Regions from separate parts of the Homo sapiens genome. Here region 2 is linked to region 1. The links are chromatin loops, found by intact Hi-C in ENCODE. Cell type or tissue: IMR-90. All regions are shown on one strand. Links, peaks and the distances in the headings refer to the core of each region. The heading gives the core; the rest is flanking DNA.

Region 1 (15,868 bases), core at 3,803-11,802:
TCAATATTTTCTCACTTCAAATGACCTGGGATGTATGCATTTCTGGAGCATAGTTCCCTGGAAAATACACTCATGAGTTCCTTAACTATAGGAAAACCTTTTGAGAAATGCATCGGTAGGCAGTTTTGTTGTGTGAACATCATTGAGTGTGCTTGCACAACCCTAGCTGGAACAGCCTCCTAGGCTAAATGGTACAGCCTGTTGCTCCTAGGCTACAAACTTGTACATCAGATTACTGTACCGAATACTGTAGGCAATTATAACACAATGGTATTTATGTCAAAACATATCCAAACATAACAAAGATACAGTAAAAATACAGTTTAAAAGATAAACATGGTATACCCGTAGAGGGCACTTACCATGAAATGAACTTGCAGGGCTGAATTGCTGTGGGTGAAACTGTGAGTGATTGGTGAGTGAAGTGAAGGCCTAGGACATGACTTCACACTACTGTAGACTTTACAAACACTGTACAGTTAGGCTACATGAAATAATGAATTCACCTTAGCTTATTGTCACCTTTTTACTTCATAAATTTTTAAATTTTTTTAATTTTTGACTCTTGAAATAACACTAAGCTTAAAACACAACCGTATTGTACAATTGTCCAAAAATATTTCCTTTCTGTATGTTCTTATTCTTTTTTCTATTTTAAAAAATTTTTAATTTTTTCCTTAATTTTTTTTTTGTTGTTGTTGTTACAAATGAAGACACAAACATATATGTCAGCCTAAGCCTACACAGGGTCAGGATCATCATTATCACTGTCTTCCATCTTCACACCTTGTCCCACTAGATGGCACTTGATCAAATATCACTTTCTCCTGGAAGCTGACCCTAGCTGCTTCAGGTCTTCAGGGGCAGTGACAGGCAGGAAGCTGTCATCTCCTATGATAACAGTGCCTTCTTCTGAGATCCCTCTGGAAGGAACTGCCTGAGGCTGTTTTACAGTTAGAGTTTTAAAAATAAGAGGCCGGGTGTGGTGGCTCACGCCTGTAATCCCAGCACCTTGGGAGGCCAAGGCGGGTCGATCACCTGAGGTCAGGAGTTCGAGACCAGCCTGACCAACAGGTGAAACCCCATCTCTACTAAAAATTCAAAAATTAGCCGGGTGTGGTGGCGTGCGCGTGTAATCCCAGCTACTCAGGAGGCTGAGGCAGGAGAATCACTTGAATCTGGGAGGCGGAGTTTGCAGTGAGCAGAGATCATGCCATTGTACCCCAGCCTGGGCAACAAGAGCAAAACTCCATCTCAAAAGTAAAAGAAGAATGAAAAGTATAGTATCGTAAATACATAAACCAGCAACATAGTTGTTTATTATCACTATCGAGTATTCTGGGCTGAACATCACTGCATGAGCTAGACTTTCATATGGCTAGCAGCACGGCAGGGTTGTTGACACCATCTTTGCCACAAACACTGGAGTCATGCCCTGTGCTTTGATGTTACCATGGTTATGACGTCACGAGGCAATAGGAATTTTTCAGCTCCATTATTTTACAGGACCTCAGTCATATATGTGGTCTGTGGTTGACCAAAACATTGTGACATGGTGGCTGAGCGCAGTGGCTCACTCCTGTAATCCCAGCACTTTGGGAGGCTGAGGCGGGTGGATCACTTGAGGTCGGGAGTTCGAGATCAGCCTGGCCAACCTGCTGAAACCCCATCTCTACCAAAAATACAAAAAAAATTAGCCGGGCATTGTGGAACACGCCTGTAATCCCAGCTACTCAGGAGGCTGAGGCAGGAGAATCCCTTGAACCTAGGAGGAGGAGGTTGCAGTGAGCTGAGATCGCACCACTGCACTCCAGCATGGGTGACAAGAGTGAGACTCCATCTCAAAAAACCAAAAACCGAAAACAAAAAACATTGCCACATGGTGCATGACTCTACCACATAAACTGAGTAAACATGGATGTCCTGTATAGGAGATGGAACTCTGCTGTAAGTGACGTGAACTCTACAGATCACTTAGAGAGGTCATGTCCTCATCTCAGCTGGAGAGCATCTGCTGTGGAGAGGACCTGGCTGCTTCCAGACCTCTCTGCCTGACCCCTGACTCTTGATGACCTGTGTCCTCAGAATGACCAGGAAGGCTTGACACTGAGCAGAATCTCTAATTCACCTGAGATTGATTTGACAATCTCATCCTTTGTGTCACTTCAATTTGCAGATCGTTCCATTATTGGCAGCTACTTTTCTTAACTTTTTCCAAGTTGCATTTGATAAATTTTTTCATTCATTCATTCATTCTCTCATTCACTCTCTCAACATATATTTATTGTATGCCTACTTCATGCCAGATACTCTTCTAAGTGTGGGGGATATAGCAGTGAACAAAAAAGACAAAAATCCCTGCCTTCATGGAGCTTACCTTCCAGTGGGGAATGATAGGCAACAAATACCAGTAGGAAAGTCAATGATGTTAGAAGGTAGAAGTCATGAGTATCACCGGAGAATAAAAAGCAGGATAAGAGAGATGAGGAATGCAGTGGGAGGTGTAACGATTCCAAATGAAGTGGCTAGGGTCAGCTTTCATGAGAAAGTGACATTTGATCAAGTGCCAGAAGAAGGGGAGCCATGTGAATGCTGGGGGAGACCTTTGTGGACAGAGGGAGTGGCTGGGGAGGTGGGAGACTGTGTGGTCAGTTTGAAGCACAGACGTGTCCTGTGTGGCTGGACAGAGGACGGCAGAGGCCCGGAGGGGTGAGCTGGTGTTCGCTCACAGATCATTGAAGGCTTTAGGGGTCATTGGGAAGGCTTGAGTTTTCCTCTGAGTAACATGAGGAGATCTGGGAAGATTTTGAGCAAAGGCGTGACATGTCTTGACTTGCGTTTTTAAAGGATTGCTTTGACTACTATTCATTTTTAACCAGAATTCACCTGAAAAACCTGTGGGAGTGAAAGGTGGTGGGCAGGGCCCTGGAGGGAGCGGCAACACTTTAGAGGCAGGTTTATGCAAAACTTGCTCAGAGAATGGGGTGCAAGAAGTCTTCATGGAAGACATATAAATTTGTCCTGAGCATCATTTTAAATAAAACTTTGTTAATTTTGAAATATAGCACACTTAAAGAAGAAGGTGCGTAAATCATAAATACGCTGCTTAATGAAATATAATAAAGCAAATACTCCAGCCTTAGAGGCGCCCGTGTGCCCCTTTCTAATCACAGCTCCCAGCCTACTCCCCAAAGGCAACCAGTTTCCAGACTCTCATGGTGGTCACTTCCTTGCTTACTTTATCTTTTACCATCTATGTGTGGATACTGATGCTCTGTATTTTTGCCTACTTTGTTGGGTGTCTGGCTTCTTTCTCTCAAGTTTATGTGAGTGACTCATCCAGGTTGTTGTTTGAGGCTGTGGTTTGTTTTCATTGCTATACATTTCATTGTGTGACTCTCCTTCAATTTTTTTCACCTGTTCTACTGTTGACAGATATTTGGATTGTCCCCTGCTATGAATATCCTTGTACAAATCTGATGTCCACATGCAGCCATGTCTGTTAAACCTATAACCCAGGACTAGAGCTGCAGGGTTGTAAAGTATATAGATATATTCATCTTTAGCAGATTACATTAGTTTTTTTGTTTGTTTGCTTGCTTGTTTTTTTGAGACAGAATCTTGCTCTGTCTCCTAGGCTGGAAGGCAGTAGCGCAATCATGGCTCACTGTAGCTTCAACCTCCTGGGCTCAAGTGATCTCACTTCAGCCTCCCAAGCAGCCGAGTAGCTGAGACTACATGTGTGGGCCACCAGGCCTGATTTTTTTTTTTTTTAGAGACAGGTTCTTGCTTTGTTGCCCAGGCTAGTTTCAAACTCCTCACCTCAAGGAATCTTCCCACTGTGGCCTCCCAAAGTGTTGGGATTGCAGGTGTGAGCCACTGCGTCAGGTCAGATTCTTATTATTAGTAGTAGACTATCTCTTCCAGAATGATTGTATCAATGTACACTCTTTCCAGATGTGTGTCGGAATTATCCTTGATATATATTCTTGTCTATACTTGACATGTTACTCTTTTTAATTTTAGCGATTCTGCAGGGTATATAGTGACACCTCAAAAAGTGGTTTTAATTTGCATTTCCTGTGTTACAAAGGAGTTACACACCTTTTCACATATTTATTGTCCATTCGCATAGCCTCTTTTGTGAAGTCTTTGGTAAGTCTACTGCTTATTTTCTATTGGCGAATCTTTTTCTTGTTGATTTGTAGGGCTTAAAAAAATTCAGGATATGAACAGGTCATGAATGACAAGTAGCCTGTCTCACTCTCTGGCTTAGCTTTTCATTCTCTTATTGATGTCTTTTGAAGACCAAATATTCTTAATTTTAATGTGGCCATATATTTATCAATCTTTTCCTTTATGGTTTGTGCCTTTATGTTTTATTTTAAAAAATCTTTCTCTTCTTTCTATATTATCTTATAAAGTCGTTCTATTTTGCCTTTCACATTTAATCTAGAATACAACTGGATTGATTTTTATGTATGATATGAGGCAGAAATGCTCCCTTCCACTCTCCCTTCCTCCTCCCTCCCTTCATTCCTTCTTTCCTCCCTTTCTTCGTTTTTCTCCTTCTTTTCTTTCCTCCCCCCCTTCCTTCTTTTCTTTCTTTTTGAATTCTTTCCTCCCTGCTCTTCAGTGTCATCTCTACCATAAATCAAGTGCCTATAGATACATGGGTGATTGTCCTTCAGATTTCATTCTAAACTAGCTCATTTGCCTTTTCCTTTGAAAGAAAAGTCTAAACACCAGAAGTCTGACAGTGGTTCTCAAATTTGGCAGAGGTTTGGAATGATGAAGATACAGAAGCCTGGGTCCCACCTCCAGGGATTCTATCTGGTTGGGCTGGGACGTGGTCTGGTCATCAGGATCTTTAAACCTCTCTGATGGGCAACTATGGCTGAGGCTCAGGGGAAAGGAAGACAGGGAGAGCACACTGTTATCATTATGGTTGCCCCATAAAAGGCAGGATTCCTGGTGAAGGCTGAATTCCAGATCATTAACAAATAACTTTTTAGTATGAATGTGTCCCAAACAGGGCATGAGACATACTTATGCTAAATAATTACACGGTGTACCTGACATTTGTATTTAACTGAGTGTTCTTTCTCTCTCTCTATAAAACTATTTTTTATATATATATTATATATATAAAAATAGTTATATGTGTGTATATATATAATATACATATATATTTATACATATATTTTTCGAGACAGAGTCTCACTCTGTTGCCCAGGCTGGAGTGTGCAATGGCGCAATCTCGGCTCACTGCAACCTCCACTTCCTGGGTTCAAGTGATTCTCCTGCCTCAGCCTCCTGAGTAGGTGGGATTACAGGTGTGCGCCATAATGCCTGGCTAATTTTTTTTTGTATTTTTAGTAGAGACAGGGTTTTGCTAGTTGGCCAGGCTGGTCTCCAATTCCTGACCTCAAGTGTCTGCCTGCCTGCTGGCATGAGCCACCATGCCTGGCCTGTGTTCTATATTTTTATTTGCTGCATCTGGCAATACTTGTTATCAAAAAATGATTCCTTACACTCTGACCTTGTTGGAACCACGGTCTTCAAATACCGTTCATCTTCCCCACTCCATCATGGTGCTGTGCAGGGCTGCTCTTGTTGGGTTGATTTCTCTTTATGTCTCCAGCTGCCTGAGTAGCTCCTGACTATTCCATGAAACAAAATACTCATAACTGGACTACCTGGTGGCATTACAAAAAAATGTCACTTGCCTTAATGGGGTTTCAGACTTAAGAAGGCAAATTTAAGAATAAACAATTGGGGCAACATTCTTTGGAGAATGAACAATGAAAAGACTGACAGAAAATGAAAAACTGTCACAGAAAAATGAAAGACTGACAGAGCAAAGATTCACAAAGTCAATGATTTATACATGGTACAATTAAAACCAACAGAGGGAATCATGAGCACCTTCCTTCTCATTTTTCTGGACTAGACTAAGTGAAGTAGTTTAATTAGTTGGGTGACTCATAGATAGGACGGTGTCACAGATGGTCAGTTTGTAGAAACAGACAACAGAACCTCCCCCTTCCTTCCCATGTCTGTAGATGTATGCATGCCTAAGTCTCTACCATCACTGGAGAGTCTGTCCTTCACTGCTCAGCCTGGCAGGTGTTGCTCTTGAGTCCCTTGGAAGGTTCTAGAAGGAAAAGACCTCTCACTCCCCAACTTGGACTGTCGCTGTTGTGTGATCATGAGGCTTAGAATCCCTCACAGCAGTAGTTTTGCTGCTGGCTTGTCATAGTATCAAGAAATTATTCCACTCCCACGTTTTTTGGGGATTCCTGACTCTTGCTAAGCGCTGAAATGCCCACTTATTCTCAACTTTGAGAGATTATGTTGTCTTGAAGGCAGAAAAGGGTACATGTATGAATAAATGGTTGAGGCTGAGTTCATTATACTGGTGGCGCTTTTTTCAGAACATTGTCCCTTTCTTATAGCATCCTATTTGATTTTAACAGTAACCCTGCCTGCTGGGTAAGTAGGGCAGGCATTACTTCCCTTCCTTTACAGATGAGAAAATAAACTCAGTACAGTTAAATAATTGCATAAAGTGATACAGCTAGTAAATGACAGGTAGAGAACACAGGTCCTTTGGCTCCTAATGTCTTGCTTTTTCTAGTATTAGTACTCCCTGACAGAGCACTACCTAAATTTGCGTGATCCTAACCACCACTTGAAGATCTTGTTCAAAATGTGTGGATTCCTAAATCCTTTCCCTGACTATTCTAATGCAGTGAGGTTAGGGTGGAACTCAAGAGTCTGTAATTGAAAGACTGACCTCAGCAAATTAGCAGAGACTATTGTATTTGAAAATTATCATTGGAATTCCTTTTATTTCTTTTTGAGACAGGATCTCACTGGGTCACCCAGGCTGGAGTGCAGTGGTGCAACCTCGGCTCACTGCAGCCTCAACCTCCCTGGCTCAAGTGATCTTCCCATCTCAGCCTCCTGAGTAGCTGGGACCACAGGTGTGCACCACCACACCAGGCTAATTTTTAAAAAATTTTTTGTAGAGACAAGGTCTCACTATGTTGCCCAGGCTGGTCTTCAACTCCTGAGCTCAAGTGATCCACCTGCCTCGGCCTCCCAAAATGCTGGGATTACAGATATGGGCCACCATGCCTGGATTCATTAGAATTCTTCATTAAAGTTCTGGGGATCCCAGCCACTTTGGGAAGCAGCACAAATAAATTTAAGTGGAAATATTTGCTACATCTTTTGCAAAAATTGTTGTTATTTATAGTTAGCTTCTCAAAATTAAGTTGCCAGGTGGAAACATAAAAGTGAGTAAATTATTGTCCATTTGTTTGGACAATAATTGTTTTGGACTTGTTTGACACCAAAGCATGTCTACTTTTGGTGTCAGTGGGGACTAGTTGAAGAAGAGGTCTCTCTCTTTTAGGTTTTGGTCAATTTAATCCATTTATCTAATGAATGTTTACTGAAAATCTATAATATACCAGGTACTGTGCTGAACACTGGAGTTAAAGAGTTGGATGAGACACAGTCCTTAGAGAGAGACTCATAGTTTACTAAGTAGACTAACACGCAAATCTATAGATTATAATACATGTGATTGACGGATTAATAGGGATGTGGATTCCATGTTCTGGGAGCACAGAAGAGGGAAGATTCTGCTCTACTGGGGTCAAGACAAACTCCACGAGACGAGGCAGGGTCTTGCCTTGAGTTTTCTTGGATGTTGATGAGCCTCCAGCCTTCACTCTGTATTGTATTGACAACTTCAGGACCACTCATCCCTTTCCTGCAGGGCCAACTCAGAAGACAAATATCATTCAAAACTGAAGTTAAATGGCTGGTGCCTCCCAGCCTGCTGGGTTTCCCACATCCATCGCTTCCTAGGGAATACCTGAAAATGAGGTCAGCACGAACCAGGTGGGCTCTGAGCTTGGGTCCAGCCAGCCCCTTTCGTAGTTTGGAGGAGAAAGGCGGTTATTATGCTAGAAGCCCACAGAGCCCACAGTGCACCTCTTCTGTGTTTCAAGAAGGCTGTTTTTGTATTTGCAGCCTGGTTTCAGGTGTGTGGATGTCAGAGAGATTGATGCCATCTTCAGTGACCTGTGATCACACATCCTTACAGCCCTCCATCTTTCTGCCTTGCTTAGCAAATTCCACGGACGATAACTCCAAATAGAGCCTTTGGAAAAGGGCACCAAGGACAAACCTGGCCTGTTTAGAATCTAACTTCGAGTCACTCTTCTCAGTTCTTTACTCCCCTCAATTAAATTGGTTATTTGTAGAGTTTCCCTGTCTTATTTAATACAGTTTTAATTTCTTTTCTCTCTATCATTACTCTTTCTACCCTCTCTTCCTCCTACTCCCCCTCTTTCAACCAAATTGCCTAAACCATTTTTCACCCTTTGCTTTGATGGCAACCAGTATAAATAAAACCAGAGCAGCAGCAAGTACCCCAGGAGAGGGGCGAGGGGTCACCGAAGCTGCCCTTGGAGGGCTTGGCTGGGCTTTCTGAAGTCAGATGGGCAGCTTGTTTCATGCCCCAAATTCCTTTCTGTTATCCTCCCTGCAGGCAATGTTTTTGTTTTTACTGTGGTTCAGCTCCCTGGAATGCAGAGCTCTTTTTAAAAGCTGACTGAGTGGAGAGGCTTGTGTCTGGGTAGCCTTTCTCTTGACCTGGAGAGAGAACTTGGGGGTGGGGAAGGAAGGGGTGGATAGAGTCCAGAGGAAGAAGTGGCTTTCTAAGACAGCAGCACTGAGTGTGTTTTATCTCTGAGATTGGTGACTCTGTTTCATCCATGAAGATGGGTTTGCTTGTTAATGTAACTTCCTGTTTTGGAGGTGTCACTCAAAAATATTAAAGCTTTTAGCATTTGAGCTCTGGAGGAAAAATGATTTTTGTGTGCCTGGGTGCCTGAAACAATCCAGGTCTACTGAATTCTGATTTTGAATGCCTGAATAAAGATGAGAAAATCAAAGCAGACAAAGAAATAAACATGTCTTGACTGCTTTTCCTGTGCCAGGACTTTTACCTACACGTCTAATTTAATTGTACAGTAGCAGCCCTCTGAGTTGCTGTTAGCGTTCTCATGTTACCGATGCCAAAGCTTGGGTCCAGGAAGCTTAGGAAGCGAGCACAGAGCTGGCGAGGGGCACAGGCGGGACTCTTCATCCGACTGTCCACTCGCCGAAGAGATAGCATTTGTGTCTTACCAACTTCAGGGAGGTGTACACATTTTGCTCTGTTACTAGCAAATGCTACATACTAGACTCTCACTACAACATTATTAGGTGTGCCTGAACAGAAATGGCACCTGCAAATAGAGCTTTATGTAGAAAACTGAAGGGCATGATAAAGGTTGGATGTGCTAAGCGCCTCTTAAAATCTTCCTGCTTCCCTCCCTCCCTTCCTTCCTTCTTCCCTGTCTCCCTCCCTCCCTCCTTTACTTTCCTCTCTTTTCTCTTTTTTCCTTCTTTCCTTTTCCTCCTTTCTTCCTTCCCTCATGTCTCCTTTCTCCCTCCCCCCTCTTTCCCTCCCTCCCCTCCCCTCTTTCCCTTCCCTTCCCTTCCCTTCTTTTCCCTTCCCTTCTCTTCCCTCCAGTTTCACTTGCTATAGAGATATGACGTACACACAGTTCAAAGACTGAGCATACATCATATCAAGGACACAGTTCCTGTCCTTGAGGAGTATCTGTCCATCTAGGGGGAGGCCATATAAGCAAATTGCTCTGATGTCCCATGGCAAGTTCTGTTGCAGAGGTTTACATTCAGTTCTGCAAACAGAGATGAGGGAGCAAGTAATTTTGCTTGGGGAAGTTAGGGGAAGATAAAGAGAGGAAGTGCCATTTCATCTGGGCCTTGAATATTGGGGAAACATTTACTGGGGGCTAGGGAAAAGGCATGTTATAGGAGATGAAAATGCACTTTAATTCAGGGGCACAAATAGGACCAGGATGGTTGGATTTCAAGTACAGTGTGAGGGCTGAGGCTGGGAAGGCAGCCCTCGGGTTAAGTCTTCTCCTCTGGAAGGGCTTGGGAAGATATTTTGGGAAGAAATAGAGTTTGACATGAGTCCTGGGGTCTGGGTAAAATTTTGAATTATCACAGGAGTCCAAATGTCCCTGGGGAGTGGGGCTGTAAAGTCTACACTTTCATTCTCTTCTCTGACCCATGGACATTTTGCACAGGGCAGTGTAACAAGTCACTCGCCTCACAGAGCCCTCTGGGAAAATCCCGCAGAAATTCGGAAGTCATCTCTTCCTACTTGCAGTGGATACCAGACTCTTTCTCAAAAAGCTGAGCCCATTCATGTAATAGAATTGCCCTTGAAGAAATACCGGAAGTTATTGGGAAAGAATTTTTATTTTTGTCGTGTGGAAATAAATGAAGAAAAATCAAATGAGAATAAGCAAAGGCTGTTTACTTACTCAGAACGTGCTATGAGCAAGTCAGCTGCCATCACTTGTCTTTTGGCAGAAACTCAGAGGCAGGCAGAGGAGTGGGGAAGCTTCATAGTGGGGGAAAGGGAAGGCTCGGAGAGTGTGCTGATTGGAGGCTGCTGGTGCGGGAAGCTGGAGGGGGCTCACTGGAAGTGAGGTGTCCCATGGGATTTGGTAGAGTGCAACTTGGCTTTCTCTGCTTGGTCCTCAGAAATAGGGACAGAAATTAGAAAAACTGTCAGTTTTTAATTAAGTCCTGGCCCTTTTGGAGCAAATGTTACAACGGTTTTTGTTTTGCTTCCTGGATGGTTACTAGAGATAGCGTCTGACTTCCTAAAAGTCTGTGTCATAGACATCAGGCTGGCTTCCTGGGCTGGCTCCTGCAGATGATGGGTTGGTTTCCTGGGCTGGTTGCATAGATTGTGGGTCACTTTTTAAAAAATGTATGTCTGCTTATTTGTATATTCACCCTCTGTCTATTTGTATTTTCAGTCTCTCAGTCCATATACCTATGTGAAATAAGAGATCATCTCTGGATTTCAGGTGGGCACTATGATTGGAGTGTGTCTGGTAATCACATAAGGAGCTGCACACAGAGCTGAAGAGTGCAGGCCAAGTTGTGTGGGTGTTCACAAGGGTGCCAGGCTGTTGGGGCCGGCGTGGGGCTGAACTCGAGCCTGCTGCTCATAGGGGCAGCATGCCTGGAGGAAGCAACTTTGTTAGGACAGCTCTGGAAATGTCCTACATGAATGGTTTGGCTTCTCTATTCCTTTTGACAGACAGTAGCTTGGACTCCATCCCAATAAAATGTTTGACCTCTCTCAGATGGAAAACAGAAGCTGGAAGCTTATCGTTGCTACTGGAAATAAAGACCAGAGAAGAAAAGACACTTTTTTTTGATGAGACCTTATAACAGATGTGCTGCTTAGGCAGAGCAACATATGACTTTAATAGAAAAGGAACTTTCCTCTTCTCCACCCACCCTCAGTTTTGGAAGGTTTGATTGAAAAGGGGAAACTCTCTTTTTTTTTTTTCCTTTAACTAGTATCAGGTGTCTTACTGAGGTGGTTGGGTAAAATAGTCAAAATATTTTTACAACAGCTGTAAACGGTTTTACAATACACTTACTGTTTATGAGGAAGGCTGACGTGTTGGGGAGTTTTCATGGTTGTGATGGGCGCAGAGCAAGCAACCAGCATTTCTTAGGGGGTTTTGCTAAAAGGCGTTAATCCTGGTCACAAAGCCAAGTATAAAATTTTAGTGGCTTCTGAAACTGTCGCCTTTTTTTATGTCCCCTGTCTGAAGCTCTCTGGGAACCAATTGAGTCTGACACAGCTAAACATGTTTGCTTCTGTGAACTGTGTTTATGAGGCCATGTTCACTTAGAGGCAGAGGGAAGATGGGAAAAGAAAGTGGAAATATTGCTTTTAAGTAATGAGTGAAGTAAAACAATATTACTAGTGTTTTGTGTAACTTTCTAATTTAAATTGAAGGGGTTTTTCCCCAAGTCAAATGGCATCTTTTTACATAGAAAAATTTAACAATTGAAAAATTGAAAAAAAGTAAATGAAGATAAGGATCTGCTTTTTAAAAAGGCAAGGATAAAGATATAATGAAATAGCATATATCAACTTCTTTTGCAGGGTCAGGGAGTAAATTTACATTATTAGCGTCATCTTTAATAGTCTATTGAAAATAACATAGTTTAATGATCTTAATAATATAAATTCTTGGGAATTAACAATTTTCTAGAAAATTGTAAAGAAGTTCTCATTAAATGGACACCCACAAGCAATACTGAGAGATGATTACAATTCAGCAGGAGTTCTTTAGAAAGCAACCGTGAAATATGGCTACAACAATTTTGTTCTTATCTATGTTAAGGATACTGTATAATCCTGAATGATGAAGGTACAAATGGTGCGTTGAAATGGAAAATTCAATTTCTTACTCTATGTTCAGGGGAAAAGTATTCCTGAGAGTTTACCTCCTAGCTTTTTTATGACACCAAACAACAGAGATTGTAAAGGGTCAAGGGAGAGGAAACAAATGAGAATGTTTAACTTGTCTGAAAGGCAAGTGACACTTATTATCTGTTCATTTTGCATTCTGAAGTTACTTTGTTTTTTAAAACAGGACATGAGTATTTCCACTGGATCTGAAATTAGAAGAGGGAAAATATTTTTCAAAAATCCATCAAATTGGTAGGCTATGTCAGAGAGTTGCTGTGCAGTCTTACAATGTGTATCTTCCTTTTCTCAGTTAAGGAGGATAATCCACTGTTCCCTTTATTGGTCTGTTATGAGGATCTATTGGAAGTGACTGCCTTGTCAGTTATTCGTTCAGTCAAACGAATGAATACCCATGTTCCGGGAACCAGGCATGTTGGTGGGGTACAATGTAACACATGCCCCACCCTCATGCAGCTCACACGTTGAGAATGTCTAGAAAAAAGCATAGGGCAGTCACGATTCAGTGCTGCCAATTCTACCACGGCAGGAATTTTACCCAAATACAGAAGGGCCATAATCACTCTCTTTAAAAAATTGCCTTGCCTTATTGTTTAATTTTTTAAATTATATAAATTTTTTTCTTCAACTTTTATTTTAAGCTCAGGGCTACATGTGCAGGATGTACAGGTTTGCTACATAGGTAAACATGTGCCATAGTGGTTTGCTGCACAGATCAACTGTTACCCAGATATAGATATATAGATATAGATATCATTAGATCTCTCATATATGTATGTGTGTATATATATATATAATTTTTTTTTTTTTTTGAGACTGAGTCTTGCTCTGTCACCTGTCGCCCAGGCTGGAGTGCAGTGGCGCGATCTCGGCTCACTGCAAGCTCTGCCTCCCGGGTTCACGCCATTCTCCTGCCTCAGCCTCCCGAGTAGCTGGGACTACAGGCGCCCGCCACCACGCCCAGCTAATTTTTTTTTTTTTTGTATTTTTAGTAGAGACGGGGTTTCACCGTGTTAGCCAGGATGGTCTCGATCTCCTGCCCTCTTGATCCGCCTGCCTCGGCCTCCCAAAGTGCTGGGATTACAGGCGTGAGCCACCACGCCCGGCCATGTTACCCAGGTATTAAGCCCAGCATATACTAGCTATTCTTCCTGGTGCTCTCCATTCTTCCCCTCAGCCCCCACCCACCGACAGGCCCCAACCAGTGTGCGTTGTTCCCCACAACGTGTCCATGTGTTCTCATCATTTAGCTCCCACTTATAAGTGAGAATATGTTGTGTTTGGTTTTCTGTTCTTGTGTTAGTTTGCTGAGGATAATGGCTTCGAGCTCCATCCACGTCCCCACAAAGGACATGATCTCATTCATTTTTATGGCTGTATCATATTCCATGGTGTATATGTGCCACATTTTCTTTATTCAGTCTATCATTGACGGGCATTTAGGTTGATTCCATGTCTTTGCTATTGTGAATAGTGCTGCGGTGAACATGCACATGCATGTATCTTTGTAATAGATGATTTATATTTCTTTGGGTATATACCCAATAATGGGATTGCTGGGTCAAATGATGTTTCTGCTCTAGGTCTCTGAGGAATCGCCACACTGTCTTTCACAATGGTTGAACTAATTTACATTCCCACCAACAATGTAAAAGCATTCCTTTTTCTCCACAACCTGCCAGCATCTGTTGTTTTTTGACTTTTTAGTAATTGCCATTCTGACGGGTGTGAGATGGTATCTCATTGTGGCTTTGATTTGCATTTCTCTAATTATCAGTGATGTTGAGCTTTTTTTCTTTCTTTTCTTTTTTTTTTTTTTGAGACGGAGTCTCGCTCTTTCGCCCAGGCTGGAGTGCGGTGGCGCAATCTCGGCTCACTGCAAGCTCCGCCTCCCGAGTTCACGCCGTTTTCCTGCCTCAGCCTGAGGAGTAGCTGGGACTACAGGCGCCCGCCACAGTGCCCAGCTAAGTTTTTGTATTTTTAGTAGAGACAGGGTTTCACCGTGTTAGCCAGGATAGTCTCGATCTCCTGACCTCGTGATCCGCCTGCCTCGGCCTCCCAAAGTGCTGGGATTACAGGCGTGAGCCACCGCGCCTGGCCTGAGCTTTTTTTCATATGTTTGTTGGCCACATGTATACCTCCTTTTGGGAAGTGTCTGTTCATGTCCTTTGCCCACTTTTTAATGGGGCTATTTGTTTTTTTTCTTGTAAATTTGCTTAAGTTCCTTGTAAACTCTGGATATTAGACCTTTGTCAGATGGCTAGATTGCAAGCATTTTCTCCCATTCTGTAGGTTGCCTGTTCACTCTGATGATAGTTTCTTTTGCTGTGCAGAAGCTCTTTAGCTTAATTAGGTCCTAATTGTCAATTTTTGCTTCTGTTGCAATTGCTTTTGGCATTTTTGTCATAAAATCGTTGCCTGTGCCTTTGTCCTGAATGGTATTGCCTAGATTTTTTTCTAGGGTTTTAATAGTTTTGGATTTTACACCTAAGTCTTTAATCTGTCTTGAGTTAATTTTTGTATAAGGTGTAAAAAAGGGGTTCAGTTTAAATTTTCTGCATATGGCTAGCCAGTTCTCCCAGCACCATTTATTAAATAGGGAATTCTTTCCCCATTGCTTGTTTTTGTCAGGTTTGTTGAAGATCAGATGGTTGCAGGTGTGTGGTCTTATTTCTGAGTTCTCTATTCTGTTCCATTGGTCTATGTGCCTGTTCTTGTACCAGTACAATGCTGTTTTCGTTACTGTAGCCTTGTGATACGGTTTGAAGTTGGGTAGAATGATGTGTCCAGCTTTGTTTTTTTTTTTGCTTAGGATTGCCTTGGCTACTCGGGCTCTTTTTGGTTCCGTATGAATAAAATTATATAAATTTCTTAAAATTTAAATTAAAACATTTAAGATAATGTAAATAGGATGATACCATATTTGTTAATGTTTTTTGATCTTATTTTTTCTTTTTTGTCCAACGTTCACATGCTTCTTTCTTATTCTTTTCTCCTGTGTAATCCTCCAACAGATGTTTACAGCCTAGAATATATCTTTATTTTTCTTTATGCTCAAATAATTGTATACACACATATATTTACATGTATTGCATAGAAATGCAAACGTAAGGGTTTTGATCATTGCATTATATAAAAGTAAAATTATACAGTCATAGGGCATAGTATAACTTGATCTGGTCTTAGGATTTAAATGAGGAAATTTATCCTCAGGCCATGTAACATGGAATAATCTTTGGTAATTTTTATTTCATTCATTCAAGCAGAATAAATAAAATAATGCTCCAGCTATCTTTAATCATTGCTAAAACTTGTAATGAAAAACGCAAGAGCCTCTTTTCTTCCTTGGTCTACATGCTGCCTCATAGCCAGCTGAAGTGATATATTGTTCAGAATTTGAATTTATTGATCATATTACGTTTTCCAGAAATTCGCTAAACAAGGGGCTCTAATACATGTGCA
Region 2 (15,868 bases), core at 3,030-11,029, 49 kb before region 1:
TCCTGGTGTCTATGACTGACAAGCCCTGTGGTCTGTCCTCTGTCATGGACACTGGCAGGAACACATCCACTCATAGCCTTTGAATTCAAAAGCAGATACTAAATGAATGTGATCACACAACTATTAGTTTTCTGTCATCATAAATAATTTATGAGGAAGGTCTTTGTTATTTTTTAAGATGGTTGATATTTTAAAGAAAATAGCACATTTGGCCAGGCGCGGTGGCTGATGCCTGTAATCCCAGCACTTTGGGAGGCTGAGGCAGGTGGATTGCCTGAGATCGGGAGTTCAAGACCAGCCTGACCAACTTGCAGAAACCCTGTCTCTCCTGAAAATACAAAATTAGCCGGGCATGGTGGTGGGTACCTGTAATCCCAGCTACTAAGGAGGCTGAGGCAGGAGAATCACTTGAACCCAGGAGCTCACTTGCGGTGAGCTGAGATTGCGCCACTGCACTCCAGCCTGGGCAACAAGAGTGAAATTCCATCTTTTAAAAAAATGGCACATTTAAACAGTTTTTTTTTGCTGCGCAACTTGCACACAGAAAAGTGTGTCAATTGTAAACATACAGATCAACATTTCACAAATAGAACACACCTGCGTAACCAGCACCCAGATCAAAAAGCGCCCTCTCATGCACCCCTTTCTAATCCTTCCAGTTACTGATCTGAAAAGTAACCACCACCTTGACTTCAAATACCATAGATTGGTTTTACCTGTTGCTAAAACTTTATATAAACAAAGTCATATGGTAAGTAGCCTTTTTAAAGCATTTATTTTTGAAGCTTTGTTCAGGCATGATGTTGTACAATACATTCCATATATTTAGAGGATACAATTTGATGAGTTTTGACATATGAATACACCCATGAAACCATCACCACAATCAAGATAATGAACATATCCATCACTCCCAAAGTTTCCTTATCTACCCTCTCCCTGCCCCTCCTCTACTCTCCCCAGGCCACCACTGATCTGCTTCTGTCACCATAAATCAGTTTGCATTTTCTAGAATTTGATGGAAGTGGAATCATAAGGAATGTACTCTTTTTTTGGTCTTTCACTCCCTATAATTATTTTGAGATGTACCCATGCTATTTTGTGTATCAGTAGTTTTTTTTTTTTTTTATCGCTCTTTAGCATTCTGTTGTTTGGACACATCACAATTTCTTTATCCACTCCTCTGTTAGTAAGTACTTTTTTGCATGTGGCTTCCTTTGCTTAACATTATGCTTGTGAGATTCGTTCTTAGTAGGACATTTATGGAAGAAAAGGGAAAGTTACTGAGTAACATACCAAGGGATAAAACTCTGCACCAGAGAAGATGAATCAATCTACATTTGTGAGGTCATGGTCAACCTTAAGTCATTCACATATTAGTTCAAATCATTTATTGAGCATCTACTTTGTACAAGATATGTGAGAGAGTGAGCATATAGTGAAAGGGTAGATTGTATTACTGTTCCTACTTGTTTTCTGCCTTCCCTTGTAAGAAGATGATATATCCCTGTCTCCAGCCATGTGGCTTGCAGTGCATCCCTAACTGAGGGTTATACTTTTCTGCCCTACTTATGTCAGGGGTGGGTATTTGACTTACTGTGGCTGAGGAAATGTGAGAAGAAGCTTGAAGAGCTGTTGGGTGGTTTGGCCTTAACCCTTTTTTCTCTGCCACAAGATCATTATGCCCCCACATGGGGGTTGAGGTGGGGGTTCTTCAACCTGTATTTGAAAGAAGGCACACAGATCAGAACCACTGCTGACCTGTGGCTGATACAGATAGTGAGCAGGAAATCTTTGTTGTAGGCAGTAGTTACAAAGAAGAGCTTGGTCACTCCACACATGAGAAAATAAATTCTTAAATTATTCAATAATTAGTTGTGTTTTGATGGTAATACAACATGCCAATGCGCTTAAATTTTTTATTTTATTTTATTTATTTATATTTTTTGAGACAGAGTCTTGCTTTGATGGCCAGGCTGGAGTGCGGTGGTGCAATCTTGGCTCACTGCAACCTCTACCTCCTGGGCTCAAGCCATCCTCACACTTCACCCCCTTCCTGAGTAGCTGGGATCATAAGCACATGCCACCATGGCTGGATAATTTTTGTATCTTTTTCCAGAGACAGTGTCTCGCTATGTTGCCCAAGCTGGTCTCAAACTCCTGGCTTAAGCGATCTCCCACCTAAGCCTCCCAAAGTGCTGGGAGTACAGGTGTGAGCCACTGCACCTGACAGCCCTTTAAATTTTTAAGACTTTTTCAGTTTTAATCATCCCCTCCATTCTTCCTTTACCAATATATTTTCTTTACCTTTAAAAGCAAGTTTACCTTTAATTAAGAAATAAATAATTTCCTGCATGCCTCATTTATCTCATTTAATACTTGATTGCCTACAAGTGACCAAAAACATATGAAAAATGTTTAACACCAGTAATCATCAGAGAGATTCAAATCAAGACTACCAGGAGATACTATCTCACACCAGTCAGAATGGCTATTATTAAAAAGTCAGAAAATACCAGATGCTGGTGAGGTTACAGAGAAAAGGGAATGCTTATACACTCCTTGTGGGAATATAAATTAGTTCAGCCTTTGTGGGAAGCAGTATGGAGAATTCTTTCTAAAGCTAGAATTACCATTCAACCCAGCAATCCCATTACTGGGTATATACCCAAAGGTAAATATATGTACCCCAAAAGAGACCTGCACGTGTGTGTTTATCATAGTGCTATTCACAATAGCAAAGACATAGAATCAATCCAGGTGTCCATCAATGGTGGACTGGAGAAAGGAAATGTGGTACATAGACAGTATGGAATACTACATAGCCATAAACAAGAATGAAATCATGTCCTTTGCGGCAACATGGATGTAGCTGGAGGCCATTATCCTAGGTGAACCAATGCAGAAACAGAAAACCATATACCACATGTTCTTACTTATAAGTAGGAGCTAAACATTTGGTATACACAAACACATAGATGAGAACAATAAACACTGGAGATTCCAAAAAGGGGAAGGGGGAGGGCAAGGATTGAAAAACTACCTATAGGGAACTATGCTCACTACCTGGATGATGAGATCAGTCATACCCCAAACCTCAGCATCCCGAAATATACTCGTGTTACGAACATGCACATGTCCCCCCGGATCTAAAAAACCAAGAACTTAGTCATCTGGTTTCTTCCTCAGGATACTAGGAGGTTTTAGGGCATGCATGGTGGTGTATGCCTGTAATTCCAGCTACTTGGGAGGCAGAGGCGAGAGGATCACTAGAGCCCAGGAGTTCAAGGCCAGCCTGGGCAACAGAGGGAGATCCCATCTTTTAAAAAATATACTAGGAGGTTTTAGACTGTTTCTTGGGATCTAATGAATCCAATGATCCCAACAATTTTCCCCAATCCCCTCTCTACCCTTCTCAGGGTATGAGCATGATACTCTCCATTTTTCTTTCCCCTACCTGTCAACCTCCTGTTCCTGCATTCATCTACTTGAATCACAGACTCTCCCATAATGTTAGGACAGTGGGCCTGGTGCAGTAGCTCACACCTGTAATCCCAGCACTTTGGGAGGCTGATGTGGAAGGATCCCTTGAGACCGGGAGTTCAAGATCAGCTTGGGCAACATAGAAAACCCCGTCTCTACAAAAAATACAAAAATTAGCTGGGTGTGGTGATGCACACCTATAGTCCCAGCTGCTTGAAAGGCTGAGGTGGGAGGATCACCTGAGCCTGGGTTGTCAAGGCTGCAGTGAACTAAGATCACGCCACTGCACTACAGCTTGGGTGACAAAATGAGACTCTGTCTCCAAAAAAAAAAAAAAAAAGCAAAACACAGGGTTAAGATACTATCAGCACCTTGTCAAAATTCCTACCAAAAGGCCTTCCTCTGTTAAGCCAGTGAAGGAGGAGGTCTGGACTAAGATCAACTCAACTATATTTTCTTATGACCACACTACTGAATGGTTAATTTTCTTGTATTATTAGTTTACACAGGGCCTAGGCTAACTGGCATAGCTGTGCACCTCTCTAAAAGGAGTCTTTTATGTCTTAACATTGTCTGAGAATCCACCTCATCTACACTGTGCTGCAGTCTCTATCTTATATTGTACAATTAAAATTTACTCATGAACTATGGAAGTCATGCTCTTTATTTGGGCTCATGATCATACTTGTTGTCTCTGGAAGGTTTAAAAATTCCCATTTCTGAAAGCTTAGTTCCAAACTTGCACTGACTACCAACTACTAATATTACCTGTTTGAAGGAATCATTATAAAATACTCTTTGAGAATGTAGCTTATGTGTAGGTGTTGGAAAAATACATTTACCTGGTGATTCTTGGCTATAGTTGGCTTCAGGTGTGGTTGGATGTGCAGTGATTTTGTGTACTTGAGGCCCTCTATCTTTTTTTTTTTTCTTTTTTTTGAGATGGAATCTCACTCTGTCACCCAGGCTGGAGTCAGTGGCACGATCTCGGCCCACTGCAACCTCCGCCTCTAGGGTTCAAGCGATTCTCCTGCCTCAGCCTCCTGAGTAACTGGGACTACAGGTGCCCGCCACCATGCCTGGCTAATTTTTTTGTATTTTTAGTAGAGACGGGGTTTCACTATATTGGCCAGGCTGGTCTGGAACTCCTGACCTCGTGGTCTGCCCACCTCAGCCTCCCAAAGTGCTGGGATTATAGGCATGAGCCACTGCGCCTGGCCCGAGGCCCTCTATCTTTGTTCTACCCTTAGCTGGGACCCAAGAGCAGCATGGCAGATGGGGAAAAGCCTGGTATCAAAGCCCAGGCTCCCTGTGGCATTCCCTTCCCTACCACATACTAGGAGTGTAGCCTGGATGAAGCTACTTCACATCTCTGTGTTCCAGCGTTTCAACTGTAAAATGGACTATTTCTAAAATAGTACTACACACCTGTAAAGTTAGTCATGAGGGCTAAAGGAGTTAATGTAAGTAGAGCACTTAGAACAGAGCCTGGCACCTAAGAAAGCGCTGTAGAAATGTTAGCATTATTAGTGGGCTGGATCAACCCACTCTGTCCCTCCATGGGGTGAGCATCCTGTTGGGATCTGCTGGGGCATTCCTGTCTGCAAATGGAATTGTGAGGTGGTTCAGTGAAGCTGCAGTTTCATTTAATTCCTGAAAAGGACTGGCACCAGGCCACTTTGAGCAGTGAAGTTGGTCTTCAGTAGTATTTGGTTCTTCCCATCAGTTTTTGAGTCTTATTCTTCTCTTTGTCCCAGTTGGCCAATGTCTTGCTGATCCAGATCCTGACAACAATGACAATGGGATGGGTCCACGCCTATCAGAACCAACACATACATAGTTCCAGTTTCTCATTATACTTTTTTTTTTTTTTTTTTTGAGGCAGAGTCTTCCTGTGTCGCCCAGGCTGGAGTGCAATGGTGCAATCTTGGCTCACTGCAACCTCTGCCTCCCAGGTTCAAGCAATTCTCTTGCCTCAGCCTCCCGAGTAGCTTGGACTACAGGCGCGTGCCACCACACCCGGCTAATTTTTTGTATTTTTAGTAGAGATGGGGTTTCACCGTGTTAGCCAGGATGTTTCATTTTACTTTAAATGTATCCAACCAAAGATCCATCCATCCACCCACCCACCCACTCACCCATCCATCCATCTATCGGTCCATCCGACAAACATTTATGGAGCAACTCCTACCTGCTAGGCAAATTCGAGGCATTGGGAAATGCTAGGAAATGGCATCATTTCTGTCTTCAAGAAGCTTGACATTGATATTGGGTTAATCCACAGGAAATGACACGAAATGCCGAGAAGTCTGGCATTTTGATAGGCTGCTAAGAGAGATATTTATGTCTTTTTCAGGGGCTATTTCAAAACCTTTACATGGTAACACGAAAAGCACCCTCTACTTATTTAAAGACATGATTTCTTATACAGGTATTTAAAAAGAGCATGAAGCTGGGACATTCTAAGAGCCAAGAAGTTAGGAAGGCAGTGAAAGGGGAGTAGGTATCGTGGATAAAAGTTAGAAGTTTAGGTAAAAATTGTGTGTCATAAGCTCTGCAGCTGGGACTTACCTGTCCTGCCCAAAACGAGCCAATAGTTGTGCACCAAGGCTCCTCAGCACAGCATGAGGACGAGGTGATGATCAGATCCTTCTTTCTGGCTGCAGGACCCAGGGTGCTATTGCTGCAGCTGGCGAGGATGATCACAGCACTGTCCAGACATCTCCAATGAGTAAGGCACCTGTCCGATGGTGCTGCAATGCTCATTCTATTTCCAGCAAGTTATTAGAAAAATGTGCGTAATCATTGTGTAAAATGCCAGCAGAGTTACCTTTGTGTGGTTTTTCTCACTTGAGATCTCAAAGTCAAGTCAAAATTCTTGAGGGGCTGTCCTTGTCCTTGGTAGCTGGATTCCCATCTCATTCAGTCCAATGTCTCCCACTACTTTCCAATGTGCAGCTTGGTTCTGTCAAGCTGCTCTCATTCTTCCTCACTAAAAATGACCGAATTCCCTTGGCCAGGTGTGGTAGCTCACACCTGTAATCCCAGCACTTTGGGAGGCCGAGGCGGGTGGATCATGAGATCATGAGATCAGGAGTTGGCGACCAGCCTGACCAACATGATGAAACCCTGCCTCTACTAAAAATACAAAAATTAGCCTGCAATCCCAGCTACTCAGGAGGCTGAGGCAGGAGAATTGCTTGAACCCAGGAGGTGGAGGTGAGCCAAGATCATGCCACTGCACTCCAGTTTGGGCAACAGAGTGAGACTCTGTCTCAAAAAAACAAAACAAAACAAAACAAAACAACCTCATTTCCACCTCGAGGCTTTCACTCCCCCTTCTCCCCCTTGATTAGTTACTTCTTTTTCCTTTCTCCCATACTTTTCTGGCTCCACTTAAAACTTCTTCAGTGAAGCATTCCAGAATTGCTTCACATCCTTTAATAACCTCTATTTCCCCCTGTGAATTTCCAGGCTACTGTGCACATAATTTGGATTACACAATTTAGTCTTTGATTACATATTGCATTGCAACGCTGGCTAGTTATTTTATGTGCTGGTGTGGTTAACTGATCGAGTAGGAAGCTTCCTGCTCCTTTCCTGCACATGTCCCGGCACCCAGCACAGTGCTGAGGATATAGTAGGTATCCAACGTTTGTACCAGTACATCTAGTATATACATTATTGCAGGTATGGATCCCAGCTTTTCAAAGTCTGAAGCTTATACAATTTGAAGAAGCCTTTTCCTGAAAGGAAAAGAAAAAGACTACAAGATGACGAATAAAAAATCAGGAGCCAAAATGAATATTTCGTGAATACATCGCCAAGGCCGCATTTTGGGGAAGAAGTCTTCACAGGAGAGAGACTCTGGAGCTCCAGCAGCTCTGAAATGGACAAATCTAGAGGTGTTTTTGGTCTTCACAATCCGTCTTCTCCATCTGTCACATACAAACTGAACATCAGGCCTCATTCTCTCTCCCAATGGCGAACCTTCCCTACCTTGGTAAACTGGCAAGGACCTCCCCTGATTTAGTCTGCGCCAGCTCATAGGACTGGGTGTGTAATTGCTAGGGAGGAAAATGGTGGTTGACAATTAAGCATCAACAGTGTCATTGATCTTTTGGGGAAGAGAAGAGGAGCTTGTAACAGCCAAAGTATCTACACATTTTTGTATTGTGTATTTATTCTATAAATGTATTTATGCCTTATATGGCATATGTCATTTAAACTGGAACAGGCAGAGTGTCAAGAGGCCAGGGCTGTATATTTATCATCTGAGCACGGTGCAGGGGGCTGAGCCATTTCCTCTCCATCTAAGCTGTTTTTTGGAATCTGACCAGCTGGTGTCACTATGGGACCGTGAATACAGGCATCTTCAGAGCTCTAGGAGTAGAAGAATTTTGGATTGGCGTTGTGGCCCTGGGAAAGGTAACCTTCCTCCCACCCAGCACGAGCCTCCGCCCGACCTCCTCTCTCCCTGTGCCTGCATAGTTTATAAAATTGAGAACTAGCGGACGGATTTAATTTTGATGGAGAATTACCTGTAGGCAAGAGGGCAATCAAACCCATACTGTTAAGGGGCGGGGGGACAAAGGTAATGAATCTGTTCTGTACGTTTAGCAAATGGAGAGTGTCAGGCTAATAATCCGTCAGCTCCTTTTTCCTATGCAATAAGCTTCCGTTACATCTTGTTAGGTACTACGAACTCAGCACTATCTATAAGGGGCTGATTAACCAAGCAGTGCCTTTTCCAAGCTTCTCATTTCCTGTGTCCTTTCTGCCACCTGCCCTTCATCTATTTGGACCATCAAGGAGTCCCAGGTGAAAAGGGGATTTCAAATCAGTCTCTCAGTCACCAAGTTTTAGCAAATTATGGAGGTTTGGTATGGGAGAAGCTCGAGAATAAAAGCTGAGAAGTGCTTTGGAATTCACTGCAGGTAGAAGGCATCTCTGCCTGCGTTTCCTGTCACTACTGCGAATCATGTACAGTCTTTCATGGACCACGGGGGATCAGATAAAGCTCTCCGAGTTTAAATTTCGTTAAAAGAAGAGTCCTGCTGACCCAGGGTCGTTAACTGGCTATCCCCAGTTTGCCAAGGCTGCCATAATGAAGTACCACAGACCGAGCGGTGTCAACAGCAGACATTTATTTCCTGACAGTTCTGGAGGCTGGAAGTCCAAGAGGAAGGTGCAGGCAGGGCTGGGTTCTGGTGAGGCCTCTGTCCTTGTCTTGTAGATGGCACCTTCTCACTCTGTCCTCATGTGGTCTTACCTTTGTGTGCTCCCATCCCTGCTACCCCTTCCATGTCCACATTTCCTCTTCTTACAAAGACACAAGTTAGCTTCGATTAGGGCTCACCCCACTGGCCTCATTTAACCTAATCACCTCTTTAAAGGCTCTGTCTTCAAATACATCTCATTCTGAGGTACTAGGGGTTAGGGCTTCAACATAAGAATTTGGGGGAAACATAATTTAACCTCTACCCCTGTCCCCATCCCTTCACTGGTCTGGATTGAAGTTGACCAGCTTGAGATGCTGATTATCTGACTGAAATGTGTCTCCTTGGCTTTTATTTTATTTTATTATTATTTTTTGAGACAGGGTCTGGCTCTGTCACCCAGGCTGGAGTGCAGTGATGCGATCTCGGCTCACTGCAGCCTCTACCTCCTGGATTCAAGTGATTCTCGTGCCTCAGCCTCCTGAGTAGCTGGGACCACAAGTGTGCACCACCACGCCTGGCTAACTTTTTGTAATTTTTGTAGAGATGAGGTTTTGCCATGTTGCCCAGGCTGGTTTCAAACTCCTAGGCTCAACCAATTCACCTGCCTCAGCCTCCCAAAATGCTGGCATTCCCTTCAGCTTTTACGTGCCATTCTGAGTAGCATGGTTCATACTTGCCAACAGCCCATGATCCTCCTCTTCAGAACCATGAGAACATAAAGAATTTCTTCTTGATGCCCAGAGACCCTTCCTGAAGACCACAGAACCTGGGAGGACAGAGGGACCTGTTCAGGTGACAGGACCTAGGGCCTTGCCCAGGGTTCCTAAAGAGTTTTTGATTGATCCCAGGGTTCCCTAGCTTGGTCTTCTTTCTTTTGTCTTCAGGCTTTTGCTGGAGTGCACTGGTGCGATCTCAGCTCCCGCAACCTCTGCCTCCTGGGTTCAAGCAATTCTCATGCCTCAGCCTCCCGAGTAGCTGAGATTACAAATATGTGCCACCACACCCGACTAATTTTTGTATTTTTAGTAGACATGGAGTTTCATCATGTTAGCCAGGCTGGTCTTGACCTCCTGGCCTCAAAAGATCTGCCCACCTCAGCCTCCCAATGTGCTGGGATTACAGGTGCGAGCCACCGCGACCAGTCTTCAGGCTTTAGATATGCATTTTAAAGAAATTTTTCTGCCAAGATGTTGTAAAGTTAACGTATTGAAAATAAAGTTGATGCAAAAATAATTGAATTCACAATGTATTTTTGCTATGCAGTACAGAAAGCTTTCACCTTTTACCACATAAAAATAAAGCAATACAAATTAAAATAATGTGCAGATATATGCTCTTATCAAATTAGCAAGTAATAATGTTCATGCTAGAAAATTTAGAAAGTATAAATAAACAAAAGGAAGAAAAATCAATTATATATAGCTCTTAATATAGGGTTATTTATCTCTACTTCTTTTTAGGTATAAACATATTTTACAAAAAAAAAGAGAGAAAGATTATACTATATACTGCTTTTTTTTTTTTTTTTTTTTTTTGCTGGATGGAGTCTTGCTTTGTCGCCCAAGCTGGAGAGCAGTAGTGCCAACCTCCGCCTCCCATGTTCAAGTGATTCTCTCACCTCAGCTGCCCGAGTAGCTGGGATTACAAGCATGCACCACCACATCCAGCTAATTTTTGTATTTTTAGTGGAGATGGGGTTTCGCCATGTTGGCCAGGTTGGTCTTGAACTCCTGACCTCAGGTGATCCACCCGCCTTGGCCTCTCAAAGTGCTGGGATTATAGGTGTGAGCCACTGTGCCTGTCCACCGCTTTTTAACAAAGAGAAAAAAATTAACTAAACCACCCCCCAACCAAATTAGCAACTTAATGGAATTAATGAATCCAGTTGTGTATACAATAAATGTTGCTTGCCTACCATACCAGCACTGTTCTAGGGCTGGAGACATGGGGGTGAACAAAATAGACAAAGTCTCTTGCACTCACATTCTAGTGGAGAGACATAAACAACAAGTAGCAAATCAATATGTGCAGCATATCATGGATTCCAAATGCATACACATTTTTAGAGCATCTCTGATACTGGGATGCATCTTAGGGTCACTGTTGGTCTGTAATGGTCACTGCCTGAAAAGTGTGACATCGAAAACTTCAGGATAGGTGTCAAGAGCATGGAAGACAATCCCAGAGACAATATGGCCCACCCTTTTAGTGTCTATGAACAAATGGTTCTGGGGTGGAAGTCGGGGCAGCAATGAATTAGCAGAATGTAGCAACCTCCTGGAAGCGGCAGTTAAGTCGTGCTGCACTGCATTGTGCATAGCTGGCCAGGAGGCCAGCACCGGTGGCTTTATGGTCTCTTATGAATTTATTTTAAGAAATGCTGCAAAACCAATGATCTTAAGCTACCTAAGATGACATTGTTTGGCAAAATGTAAACATAAGACAGCTGTAAGTCAAAAAATGAGTCACATGAGTGGGATTCTGTGAGAAAGTTTTAAGAATATCTTTTTTTTTTTTTTTTTTTTTTTTAGGTGACGGAGTTTCGTTCTTGTCACCCAGGCTGGAGTCAGTGTCGCGATCTCCACCCACTGCAACCTCCACCTCCCAGGTTCAAGCAATTCTCCTGCCTCAGCCTCCCGAGTAGCTGGGATTATAGGCATGCACCACCACGCCTGGCTAATTTTTGTATTTTTAGTAGAGATGGGTTTTCACCATGTTGGCCAGGCTGGTCTCGAACTCCTGACCTCTGGTGATCCACCCGCTTTGGCCTCCCAAAGTGCTGGGATTAGACGCGTGAGCCACTGCACCCGGCCTGTTTTAGGAATATCTTAACTGATCTATTTCATGTCTTCAAAATGCATGCACAGAGGTGATACATGATAAAATCTATCCCCAGTCAGGTCTAGAAAAGCTCTTTTAATGAGCATAAAGTGATTGTCTATGCAGTAAGAAAGCATGGTGTCCTTGTTGAGTTAGTAGTGGTTTTTCTCTTAGTGGTATATAAAACGTGGCAGCGTGTCACAACCCACAGTGTCTTAGATTTTCTGAAATATGGTGGTCCATTAGGCAGTGATAAGTGGCTCAGATAAATTTAAGGTAAACTTGGAAGCAACCAGCTGGACAAATTGATTTGCATGGTGGGATGTGGAACTCAGCTGGTTCACTGCAGAACCAGGAGCAGCTGTGTTTTCATCCTGGCTCTCCTGTGAAGTTCCTGGGTGATTCTGGGGAAATCCTTTAATTTCTCCCAGTCTTAGCTTCCTCATCGGCCAAATGATGCAATCCTGCTTATTTGGTAGGGGGTGAAATTGATGGTCAGGTGATTTATGGGTAACAAAGGTTACCTAAGATCATCCTGAGGGTCTGTGCTTGGTGCTGGGAGTATAGCACTGAAGAAGGCAGAGATGGTACCACTCCTTCAGGGGATAACATTTGATGACATACCGATCCAGTTTCTCTCGTATCCAGGGGACATTTTCTGGTTCTTTCTGCTTTCTCTGCCCAACTAATAAAAAGTAGTGTGCAATGTGTCAGGAAGTGTGTGAGCATTTTTCATCACTCATTTAAGCCATGTTTGAAAGAAATAAGTGGACACAATTAAATTGATTTTTAAGACCTGAGAATTGTTTGATTCATTTAACATTTGTATTGGGCCTTGGCAAAACTGTAAAACAAAAAGAAGTTGACCTTCAGAAGGCCAAATATCATTTTGGATAAATTTCCTCTTAGTGTTGTGGATATAACCTTTTAAGGAACTAGTGCCTCTAATTCCTTCACCCCGTCCTTTTCCTACTCTCCCTCCATCTACATATTTGTGTTTTCTTTTTCTTTTTCTTTTCTTTTCTTTTTTTTTTTTGAGATAGAGTCTTGTTCTGTTGCCTGGGTTGGAGTGCAATGATGCCATCTTGGCTCACTGCAACCTCTGCCTCCCATGTTCAAGCGATTCTGTTGCCTCAGCTTCCCGAGTAGCTGGGATTACAGGTGCCCACCACACCCAGCTAATTTTCATGTTTTTTAGCAGAGATGGGGTTTTACCATGTCGGCCAAGCAGGTCTCAAATTCCTGACCTCAAGTGATCTGCCTGCCTCAGCCTCCCAAAGTGCTGGCATTACAAGCACGAGCCACTGTGTCAGGCCCATTTGTGTTTTCAAATTTTGCTTTTGGGAGCTAGCTTATACTAAGTGGTAAATGACTAATAAAAGTCTTGAAGTGCAACCCTTCTGAAATGTTTGCATTTTAACTGGGATCAGTGCTTTGAGGTAAAAAATATATATATTCTAAACATGGATTTCAGGTCATAATCCTTAAATAAATAACTTGATTTCCATCCACCTCCCCCATCATCCTTCTCCCCTCCTGAGGGCTGTGTAGGAATACTTAAACCATCACAGTTATGATTGCTTACTTTGCTTTCAATTAAGGTTGCTTCTATTTAGGAGGAAGTTTTGTTGTTTTTGTTGTTGTTCTATTTGTTTCTTATTACGGTTAATTATCAAATATCTCTGAAACTCAAACACATTTTTAAGGAAAACCTCTTCCTTAACTCTTAACAGCAAAGGCCCTATGTCTAACCCCAGAGAGTTATATTTTACATTTAATTTATTTGAGTGCCTCTTATCTATGTGTTGGAATATGCCCTTGCATTTTTTTTAAAAAGTAAGAATAATACAAATGTAAAATAACATACTTTATTGATATTCCTAATTCTCATGTCTGATTCATTTTATTTAAGGAAAAAAATTGTGATTCCTTGATTTAACCATAAGAGTGGCCTTTTTTTGAGTTTAAAAGAATTTCTCTCTCTCTTTGCTATTAACACCGTCTGACAGAATTTTAGCCAACAAGCAGCGCCTGTCATCTTGAACAGTGACGGATGTTTGTTATAGCCCAGGCTTGACTAATATTATCTGTGCAACTATGTTTTTATCATCAAGTCAGCCTAATTTGATGTGAGTTTTGGGAAAGAATGTTCTCAACACTGAACAACGACCAAATAAAACCACTTTTATTTGGTTAACCAAGGTTTAATCAATAAACACATCAGCATTAAATTTGCTGCACTGCCCTGTGTTGTAACGTGGTTGTTCCCTCTCTCTGGTTATGTATTTTGTCACTTATGGAATGGAAGTTCACTGTGCATAGCAGTTCTGGCACTTGGGAAACAGAGGCACATGGATAAAGGCCTCTTTTTTAGCTTGAATTCTAGGGACATTTAGCCAGGTTCTGTCTTTGCTCTATGGGCTTCAGTAAAGAGCAGTGGTTGAGAGAAATAGCCTGTCTTTGCTGATCCTGCAGCTGAAGAGGGATGACAGCAGGGAGAAAGGAATCAAGAACTGCCTTTCCTGTGGAAACACTAACCATTTCAACAGCATGAGCGTCACAGTGCAATCCGGATGGAAGAAGCCATTGCGTTAACTGATAACGATCCACCTCCGTTCTCTTCAAAGTGATTTCTTTTTCCTCTTGGACTCCCATCAGGGAGCAAAGAGTGAAGGGACTTCAGGTTCATTTAATGTTTACTATGCCTCAAGCGTTTCCTTTGATGTCAGTATCATTCCTCTCATTTTACAACTGAGGAAATACTGGGCTCAAAAGGGTTAAATCACTTGTCCAAGGTCACATAGATGTCAATAGAAGAACTAAGTTTTTGATTCCTAAAATATATATAATTTTCAAATTATTATATATATTATTATGTACATATAAAATTATGTATATAATTTTCTAATATACATATTAGAAAATTGCACTACTTATTTGTATAGATAACAGTCCATATTTGTAGAACTTTAAATCTTGTATTATAGGCCTTTTTTTTTCTTTTTTGAGACAGAGTCTCGCTCTGTCACCAGGCTGGAGTGCAGTGGCATGGTCTTGGCTCACTGCAACCTCTGCCTCCCTGGTTCAAGCAATTCTCCTGCCTCAGCCTCCCGAGTAGCTGGGACTACAGGTGCACACCACCACACCCGGCTAATTTTTGTATTTTTAGTAGAGATGGGGTTTCACCATGTTGGCCAGGATGGTCTCGATCTCCTGACTTCGTGATCCACCTGCCTCGGTCTCCCAAAGTGCTGGGGTTATAGGTGGTATTATAGGATTTAAAAAAAAAAAACAAAAAACCTTACATGCCTTAAAGGTAGAAGCTACCATTAGAAACTTTTGGAAAAGTGGAAGACGAGTGGCCTTTGTAATTAAACATAACTGGGCTTGAAGCCCTCAGCTAGCGGTGCGGCATTGTGTGACAATGATTTTCCCTCCCCCAACCTCATATTCTTCATTCATAACAGGAGAATGCTTCCACTGAGAAATTGTGGACACTCTATAAATGTTACCTTGGGATAATTCTAAACATGTCACATGCATTGATCACAATGAAGGAACTTTTTTTAAGTATGTTCAATATTTCTTTAAGGTGTTATTTAATTAATCCCCACACTTCTGTAATGTTCATGTATGAAATTTGGGCAGAGAAGTCGAGTTGATAATATGCCCTATTAATAAAACAGGGTCAAATTTAATAGACTAGAATGTAAAGATGGGAAAAAATTGTAGTTTTCCTTATTGTTTTTAGTTGAACGTGCATAAGTCAGCCTCCATTCTCATAGATGACAGAAAGACACATTTGACAAGTAAAGATAATGGTCTTTTTCTCTTTAAAATCATCCCTTCCAGATAAATTGGTTCAATTAATAAACTTCAGATTCCCTTTCAGGGTCTTTCCTCCCACTCATCCTTCCCACAATGTCACCTGAATGAAAGGAGAAGCTCATGAATTTCTGGGGAGTTGAGACGCCCTCTCCTTCCTGGTCACTTTGTACCCTGCACAGGGACCTGCTTAAGTGTGTTAGGTCCTGTGTGGCATCCTCCTGGTGCCTGCTGGGGAATTCTGTTCTCCCGAACTCTGAGATGTCTTTGGACAGACCCCAGACCTCCTCAGGCCATTGGTTCCCTCGGCACTTTCATATGAGAGTCTGTTGAGGGAAGCAGGGTAGTTAGGCAGTGAGTACACAGCATAACATGCTACGATGGAGGAAGCACTCCGTGTCAGGAACACCATCTCTATGAAAATGGAAGGTCCAAAAACAGTCATTACTTTGCTTTTGCCGGAACCCAGGTGACTTCCAGCATCAATGTAGAAATCAGGGGTGCTGAACCCAGACTCT

What was found. A loop is a pair of places that touch in the nucleus more often than their neighbours do. Peaks named below come from ENCODE experiments on the same cell type or tissue, not always from the same donor. Only the 100,000 strongest peaks of a DNase experiment are listed, where the experiment ranks them.
Region 2: it touches region 1 in a loop (2.0-fold over the local background); 2 of 110 quality-filtered maps call a loop at or near these places.

Annotation. Positions count from the first base shown.
Region 1 is chr6:8,171,892-8,187,759 of GRCh38, forward strand. The region is part of intron 2 of LOC105374910 (a long non-coding RNA gene); the gene reads left to right. Among named protein-coding and RNA genes, the nearest start is that of EEF1E1-BLOC1S5, 77 kb to the left of the region's middle. RefSeq lists an enhancer at 7,977-8,522. In IMR-90, for the core only: no CTCF peak of the experiment used is centred there; a DNase peak (open chromatin) is centred at 8,640; H3K27ac peaks cover 2,213 bases.
Region 2 is chr6:8,123,626-8,139,493 of GRCh38, forward strand. No RefSeq gene overlaps it. Among named protein-coding and RNA genes, the nearest start is that of EEF1E1-BLOC1S5, 29 kb to the left of the region's middle. RefSeq lists an enhancer at 7,717-7,766. In IMR-90, for the core only: a CTCF peak has its summit at 7,826 (motif pointing right); a DNase peak (open chromatin) is centred at 7,836.